Linked DNA regions of Mus musculus: region 1 is linked to region 2. A link is a contact called in ENCODE POLR2A ChIA-PET data. All regions are on one chromosome and are shown on one strand. The core of a region is the stretch at or near the end of the contact, and the rest is flanking DNA. Distances in the headings are between cores, read along the strand shown. Region 1 holds the start of Ell (elongation factor RNA polymerase II). Region 2 holds the start of Lsm4 (LSM4 homolog, U6 small nuclear RNA and mRNA degradation associated).

The links. ChIA-PET counts read pairs that join two places held with the same protein, here RNA polymerase II (POLR2A).
Region 1: POLR2A ChIA-PET joins it to region 2 with 16 read pairs in embryonic stem cell. The contact joins the promoter of Ell here to the promoter of Lsm4 in region 2. POLR2A ChIA-PET finds 5 or more read pairs at or near these places in 4 of 5 experiments (Patski and embryonic stem cell).

What each region holds. Positions count from the first base shown.
Region 1 is chr8:70,538,025-70,541,999 of GRCm38, reverse strand. It overlaps Ell (elongation factor RNA polymerase II), which reads right to left and starts at 2,325. Exons shown (of 12, transcript NM_007924.2): 1 at 2,159-2,325. The coding sequence starts at 2,293. It overlaps Gm51534 (a long non-coding RNA gene), which reads left to right and starts at 2,471. Exons shown (of 2, transcript XR_003947400.1): 1 at 2,471-2,532.
Region 2 is chr8:70,671,106-70,675,234 of GRCm38, reverse strand. Lsm4 (LSM4 homolog, U6 small nuclear RNA and mRNA degradation associated) reads right to left here and starts at 2,004. Exons shown (of 5, transcript NM_015816.4): 1 at 1,778-2,004. The coding sequence starts at 1,780.

The sequences.
Region 1 (3,975 bases), core at 1,076-3,575, 130 kb after region 2:
TCTAGAAATACGAAACATAAAAGAGCTGGTGGCACTGCTCAGTGGTAAGCAAGTGCCGGGCAGACTCAAGACCTAACTGCTGGAGAAGCAAAAGAGACTAACTTGGACAGGTTGCTTTTTAATGTGGCACCAACTCAAAGCAGGGACAAGAGGTAGTGCTGGCCCTGTGAGCATCAGCTGATATCCAGTGCCTTTCTAGTTACTCAAGTTTCTCCAAGTCCCTTCCCCTGGTTCACCATTCCAAACCTGTCCTCTCCTGCCACCAGAGCTAACACTGTCTCAGCTCAGACCCCTCCACACTCAGAGAGTAAGAGTAAATCCAAGTTAGGTGCTGTGGCACACACCTTTAACCTAATAAAGGTGGCAGGTAGATCTCCGAGAGCTAGAGACCAGTATGTTCTACCTGGCAAGATCCAGGACAACCAGGATTACTTAAAAAACAAGAAACAGAGCCGGGCCGTGGTGGTACAGAGAAACCCTGTCTCAAAAAAACAAAAACAAAACAAAACAAAACAACCCCAAGAAACAAACTATATGCGTCTCTGAAGCTGGGCTGGTGGTGGTTCCTGCCTGCCACCTTGGCACCTAGAGTCAAGAGTCATGGGTTTGACAGCAGCCTAGGATAGAGTGAAGCTCTGATGCTGACCACAGATTACACTCCAAAGTCGCCTTGCCAGTAAGTGCCCTGTCAGCTTTCCAGATAAACACAGGTTTGGACTGTCCCAAAACTGAATGCTGTCAGCCACAAGACACAGAGTCCCTTATGGTTGGTAGTCAAACAGCTAGACACAACTGGCTTCCTCAGGGCCCGAGCACAGTGGCCTGCAATTCCACAAGTGCCCTCACAAGAGGAAGACCAGGCTTCGATAGGGGATGTAATGCACAGCAAAATTAAAAATAACAGTATGACAGCGGTGCTGGAGAAGGCTGTAGGGGTGGCAGAGCAAGGGCCAGCGACTGCCACCAGGTACCAAGTTCACCTGACAGCAGTGACTCATGCTCTGGCCCAGCTGTTTCTGAGAAAAGCCCTGGTTCTCCAGGACTAGTCAGAATGGCCCAAGGGGAAAGACTACAGGTTGGAATTCTAACCAGGAAGAGTGGCTGGGCTGGTCACTCAGTGGCTGCCACCCAAATCCTCACCACCTCTTCCTTCTCACCTGCAGGGGCACTTTCTGCCCCTTTTGACAAGGGAAGAAGGACTTTTTCCAAAGAGATTCAACCTGTTCTAGGAAGGAAAAAACTAAAACCCGGGCACGGGCAGGAAGTGGCTCAAAGAAGTGAAGGGAAGACATGCAGGAAGAGGTAGGCTCCCCAGATCACTGAATGGGGAATAAATTCCTGGCTTGGCCAATGGTGCAGCACATGTCCTGGGCAGGAAGAAAACCACATTCTTTCCTAGTTACTCTCTGTTCACTCGACCGCGTCAACACCCCCCGAGCCAGCACAGGCAAACACACATCCCAGACACAGACTCAACACCCCAGTCACTTTAGTAAGATGAACCCTCAAGCCACTTCCCCTGGGGTCCTGCAACTTCTGTCTCAGTGGATGGATGCAGGGTGATACCGTGGCTTGGGTGGGGCATCAAGGTGTGACCCAGAGTGAGGCACAGGAAAGAGGGACACAGCCAGGATCCCTAACCCCACTCCCAAGCCAGGAGGCAGTACCAAAAAGCCTGGAATTTCTCCCAGATGAAGAGTGGAAAATGGAGAGACCAAGTGTGGTGGCTACAGTTGCCTCCTGCTGAGTGCCCAGGGGAGGAAGCCCCCATGGCTAACACAACCACCTCCGTCGGTGAGAAAAACACAACAGCCTTGTCCAAAATATCCAGGGAAACAGGGTTACAAGAGTGGCAGGATCTGGGGCCAGGCAGTAAGTTTCTGTCAAACTACCCCTTCTATGAGTGGATCCAAACACACCTGTCATCCCAGCACTTAAGAACCTAAGGCAGGAGGATGGCCGTCAGTTCAGGGACAACCTGAGCTACATAGAAAGGACCTATTTTTAAAAAAAGAGACAAGAGTAGAGCCAACCTGAAGGATGTCACTGGGGCTGGTCAAGGTATCGCCAGGTGTGGACGCGCGGCCTTGTCCCCCACAGGTCCCCGCAAGTGTCTCCCCACGGCGCAGCCTACCCGCCAGGACGCCGCAAAGCTCACCTGGTGGGCCCGGTAGCTTTCAAAAGCCTTCAAAGCACTGTCGGTGAGCTTCACGTGGAACACCGACACCCTGCTGCCGTCGCTCACGCGCCCACACGACAACCCGTAACTCCTAGCCTCCTTCAGCGCCGCCATCTTGCAACCATCACTCCCCCGCCCCCCTCCTCAGCGACTGCGCCCGCACGCCGGCCTGACCCGCCCCGCCCCGCCGCGCCGCCCGCCGACGTGCTGCATTATTCATGAGGCCAGCATAGCCACGCCCCACTCCGGGCGCGCGTGCCTTCTTTGACAGAGCTGAGGAACATTTTGCCTCGGGCCCGCACAGATGGCCACGCCCCCAAGCACTTACAGGCCCGCTCTCGGGACCGGAGACTGTGAGTCTTGCTGTATTATTCAAGAAGAGAGGTTAGCCACGCCTTCCCGCGCGCTCCAAACCCGCCTTCAAAAACTAACCACAGCGCAACTGGCCACTCCCTAAGGGTCTCGCGAGGCCAGTCATAGCCTTAAAACAGCTCTTCAGAGCTCTCTAAGAAACTTCCCTCCCTTGCAAACAACTCCCATGCGCGTGCGCCAGTTCACAGACAGGCTCCTCCTACCTGACGACTCCTCCTGCATTATTCATGAGACGAAGGCAGCCTCGACCCCAAGACTGCAGGAAACCCATCCTCATCCCAAACCCAGCAAAGCCCTCTCAGCCTCGCGACCTGTCGCGTGAGTGTGTTATTTATGAGAAACTGGCCGTGATCTCCGACGTGTTGGTAGACTGCCAGGCCGCGACGACGAACACGTTTGTTCGCAGTTGCCAGCCAGATCTAGATGGTCACTCATATGCAGCGAGCCCACCCCGCCCCCAGTGAAAAAAAAATCACCTTAAAGAAACATATTTAGCCACGCCTACACGCGTTGAAGCCCGCCTCCTCTACCAGCCCTATGCCACGCCCCCAAACGCCCATGGAACCCTGCGTCACCGAGGAACTGCTCCCCAAGCGCTCCGCGTTTGGCCACGCCCCCAAACTCCCGTAAAGCCCGCCTACCGACTTGCTGTATTATTCATGAAGCAGGCGTGGCCACTCCCCCACCCCGTGCTTGCTGATTTTCCCAGACCACCGCTTGCCCGCCAAACGCCCAACTGATACGCCCCCCGCAGTCGCAGGGTCTGCCCTACTTCAGTTCATGCACTGGGCTACATAGTCAGACCCCAAGCTCCCGAGGCCCTCCCCAGAAGCCTCAGCCGCTGGGCAAGCTGAGTTATTCAGGAGTTGCCGCTGCCGCGTTTCAAAAACCAATTTTCAAGGGTTTCCCACCCAACTGACTTAAGATCCCTGACCGCTTGACCGACGTGGCCTATTCCCCACCCGCTCATAAGTATAAGAGCTGACGGTTCCATCTTTCCAAGCTCCTAACCTCGCCGCTACATGTGTTACTCATGAACCCTTAACACTTGAACTTGGGCCTTTCAGCTTGATATTTATGCTTTTTTTCCGCGTTCCTTGGGTGGAGTCTAGGCACAGCTCTCCAGAGGGTCAAGTGCCAGGCCTGCTCGCACCAGGACGGAGTGGGCGTCTGTTGAGGCTTGTGGTGGGCGTGGTTACATAAACCAAGTGGGCGTGGGCTTGCCCGGTCCAGCTAATAGGGGGGATCCCCAGAACCAGGGCAAGAACTGTGGAAACAGGATGAAGTGCTGATTATGTCTGATGCTAAAAGTTCAACAACTGGATGAATATCCCACACGTCACGCGCTGGTTTTCCAATAAACAACTCTTAACGCAACATCCAACACGTACTCAATGTTGCACAACCGACACCACTGACTGTTC
Region 2 (4,129 bases), core at 755-3,254:
ACAGCAAGGGCTCAAGGGCAAACATTGCTAAACAAGAATAGAGGCACACAAAGCTCTTCCGGAACTGCTATGGCCCAGCACAGCCTGGAGGCAGCGATGGCAAGGTCCAGCCTTACTGCTCAACTTTCGTTCCTCCTGCCAGGGCCCCAGCCACCACCCAGGGTGCCCTTCCCTAGACTCTCTGCCCAATCCTGCTGAGCATGTCCCCTCCTGTGGTCAGGACCCTAATGGCCACCCTAGGCTGCCAGCCTGTTTCCAGCTCAGCAGCTGAAGCCGCTCTCTAATTATGGGTGATTAGCATCAGTCTCCCTGGCTAGACACAAGGTCAGTGTGGGCGTGGGCTCTGCTGCAGCAGGGAGGAGCAGTAAACACTTGCTGAACACGCAGGGGTGGGGACACCCAGCACAGGTGCATCCTGTCCAGTGCCACAGGTAAGAAAAGTGTGGTGTAGGGACAGGCCACCACAACCCCCCACTCCCCTACTGTGTGTGCAGTGGGAGAGAGGAATGAAAGAAGTAATTAGGAATGTCTCCCCAAAATGAAGGAAGAAAAAGCTCAGAGTGAAATGGGCCAGGGCAGACAGGGAGGCTGGAGCTGGGATAGTCACAGGCTTTTGAGTGGAGGAGACATAGCTTTACACAGAGCAGCTGCAGGTGTTATAGCCACCCGTTCTGGAATCCAGTCCCAGCACCTCCCATTAGAGGAGCCAGTTCCAGGAAGGGAAATTCCTTCTCAGCCATCATCCAGACTCTCTGGGATCCAGTGTGTAGATGAGATAGCTAAAGAACCAAGTCTAGGGCTCTGAGTTCAGGAATGTTCAGCTGGGACACTCCTGTACCAGCCTGACCGCAGAGATATGGGAGTGTCTGTGCGCACCTGCATGAGGTGGGTGTCCAGTCCTGGACGCACCTGGCCATCCCTTCAGGAAGGCTCAGGGTACACCCAGTGGGGAGTGCTTACCTAGCATGTGTTAGGCCTAGAGTTCCTGCACCACAAAACCCAGGGTCATTCTGGAGTAAAGGCAGGGTCAGGAGTTCACAGTGATGCATGTATACAAATGGAGTTCAAAGGCAGCCTGGGCTATATGAGACCCTGCCTCACATCCTGACTCAAATGTGGAGTATACACGTGTCCTTTCCATACTCCAGTGACTGAAGCAAGAGGATCAGGAGTTTGAGGTTAGCCTGGATTATGTCAGTTCAGATCAGAAAGCCTAACCAAAAAACAAACCAAATATCCTACCATCAAGAACTGGGGAGATGGGAATATGTGGCTCTCCTCACTTAGGCCAACGCGCCCCTCGACAGAGCAGGGGGAAACCTGGCCTCCTTTACTTGTTTATGCCAGGTCTAAGAGTCCCCAAACTGAGGAGGCCTGAGCCTAAACTAGGAGAAAAAAAAAATCCTTTCTTCCTGAGCAAGACATGCTGTGTGTCCCAGGGAGAGAATCAACCCGCTCTCTGAGCTGGATTTCCAGCCAAAGGCGTGGGCAGCTGAGGTCAGACACCAGATAAGCATCAAGAGGGCAACGAAGCCCACGTGAGCCATTAAGCCCGCCCATTTCCCGGAAACGCAGCTTTCCTATCAATGACGGTGACAAGCCCCGGAAACGATCATAGTCCCTCTTCCGGTCGCAAAAACCGTGTCCATCAAGAGATAAATCCCCAACGGTGACCGTCTGGGGCCCTGGAGGGACACCGGTCACTCCGGCCTCAGTTTCCCCCATCTCTCAGCAGCCCGAAGACCCTGCGCGCGCCCCTCCGCCTCGCGGCCCTCACCATCTTCCCTGCAGCGATAACTTCCGCCGCGGCACAGACACACGCGCTCCCACCGGCGGCCCACCGCGCGCCCCAGACTGAAAAAGACTGGCAGAAACTATGACCAATCAGCGAGCAGCTCAACGGACATCTATCCAATCGGGACGGGCTAGGGCGGTACCTACGGAACAAGACGGACGGCCTCACCGTATTTCTACGGTGGGATTGAGAGGTAGCCGTAAAGTGCGACACTAGAACGACGCAAAAGGCCGCAGCACAAGTTACGCCCACTACGGGGTGTATGTTGGGAAAGGGCGCCTGCGCAGAGGTGCTCTCCTGGATCTGGTTCGGCGCCTAATTCGGCGCCACACTGTGGGCGAAGCTGGCTAATGCATGCGAGTCGCGCGGTGCCTATTTTGCGCTCCTAGCCTTTCATTCTTTGTTTTGTTTTGTTTTGTTTTCGAGACATTGCTTCTCTGTGTAGCTCTGGCTGTTCCTGGAACTCACTCTAGACCAGGCTGGCCTCGAACTCAGAAATCCGCCTGCCTCTGCCCACCAAGTGCTGGGATTAAAGGCGTGCGCCACCACTGCCCAGCTCTAGCCTTCCATTCTTGCCCTTATGGATCTCTTTGTCTTTACCAACTCAAATAGAATCTTTGAACACGAACGGCAGGTCTGGCGTTCCCTGGCGACAGGAAGTGAAAACAAATCTCTGGGATTTTCCTGTTTTGAGATGGGCTTCTGTGGCAGCTGAAGCTAGCCGATCATGAACTTGCATTAGACCCCGACTCGGCTTCTCCACTGCTGGATGGCCACTGTGGGCCATCAAGCTTTAATCCTTGCTTTAAAAAAAATCATTATCATTTTGGGAGGAACATAGTGTTTCTCTGTACATCCCTAGCTGGCCTTGAACACACAATGTAGACCAGGCTGGTATCGACCTTCCAGAGATCCTAGTGAGTGCTGGGATTGCAGGTGTGCACCACCATGGTTTAATGTGTCTTCTTGAGCTACAAATTCAGGTTCTCATGCTTGCCCAGTAGGGGTGCCAAAGAATGATATTCCGGACTCAAATAGTATGAAAACTCAAAGAGTGTCTTATTATGCAGAAGTTGAGCATGCTGGAGTCTCGAATTACCAAAATAGACACCCATGTTAACTTGGAGGTTTGATTTAAAGCACATTAGGAAATTCCGGGGCAGGTGACCTCTATGTTAATCTGTGAGGTCCATCTCTATGGACGTTCCATGGCAGGGCTGCGGGGGCTGGAAACTTACTGGGGAGGTCTGGAAACTGTTGCTTACCCATTGTCCTTGCCTCAGGCCAGGTGGTGGGGCAGCTTCTGAGGCCTGGACTTGTCTGGAATTGGCCAGTTCTTGGAAACAGATTTAGGCCACCTCTCCTTAACTGCCAGTTTGAAGCTTGTCATGAAGTCAGCCTAGCCTTCTCATCAGGAAGCATTTTTACCCATGGAGCCATCTCCTAGCCCTTCTATTTATTTTTATTTTCTTTGGCTACTGGTTATGGAATCAGAGCTCCACCCTGAGCTGTCCCAAGCAGGACAGCTGTTTGACCAAGCTGCTGAAAGGCCCTGGTACAGAATGTTAGCGATGAGTTCACTTGTTGGGATCCTCTGACCCGGGAGACTCCCTTGGCACACTCCCCAGGGCTCTTCTAAGTGATGGAGTGAGACTCCCGCACTAAGACTGCAGCTCAGCGGGAGGGATAGAAGCCCTGAGCTCCCGCCCCCACCCCCACCGCTAACAATAAAGTAAAGCAGTAAGTGCTGAGGAGCAGCGCCTGAGCAGAATGGGCACTATCTCAGCACTGTGGAGGCACTGCTGGAGAAGCACAGGTTCAAGACCATCCTCCACTTCATGGACAGTTCAACAACAGCCGGGTCTACTTTACTCTGTCACTAATAAGGAAAAGAGAAATATGTCAATGGGTCTGCTGACCTCATGTCTAAGATTAGAGAGTATCTGTCACCCCAGAATCCAGCTCTGAGATGGGGACCAAAGGGTTTGTGATGTGAGGATCTGAGATACCTAGGGAAGAAGCAGCCCATGACGGGGAACTTGGACCCCTGCAGCAAGACTGGGTGAGTTCCAGCAAAGTTGCCGTCAGCCCTCAAGGGAGGCTTGGCTAGCCCATGCTTCTGCACACAGAGTGGGGGCGGGGGCGGGAGCCTTGAAACCTGAGGTGCTACTGCTCAGTGACAAGTCACTTAAGTCACCTAGGTGAAGGGTCAAAGCTCCCTACATTAAATAAAGCCATTGCCACAGTGGAGAAACATCCCTCCGACCTGGCTTCCTGCACTCCAGCCACCATCAGAGGAGCCTTTTCTGACTGGCCAAATGGGCCTGTGTACAC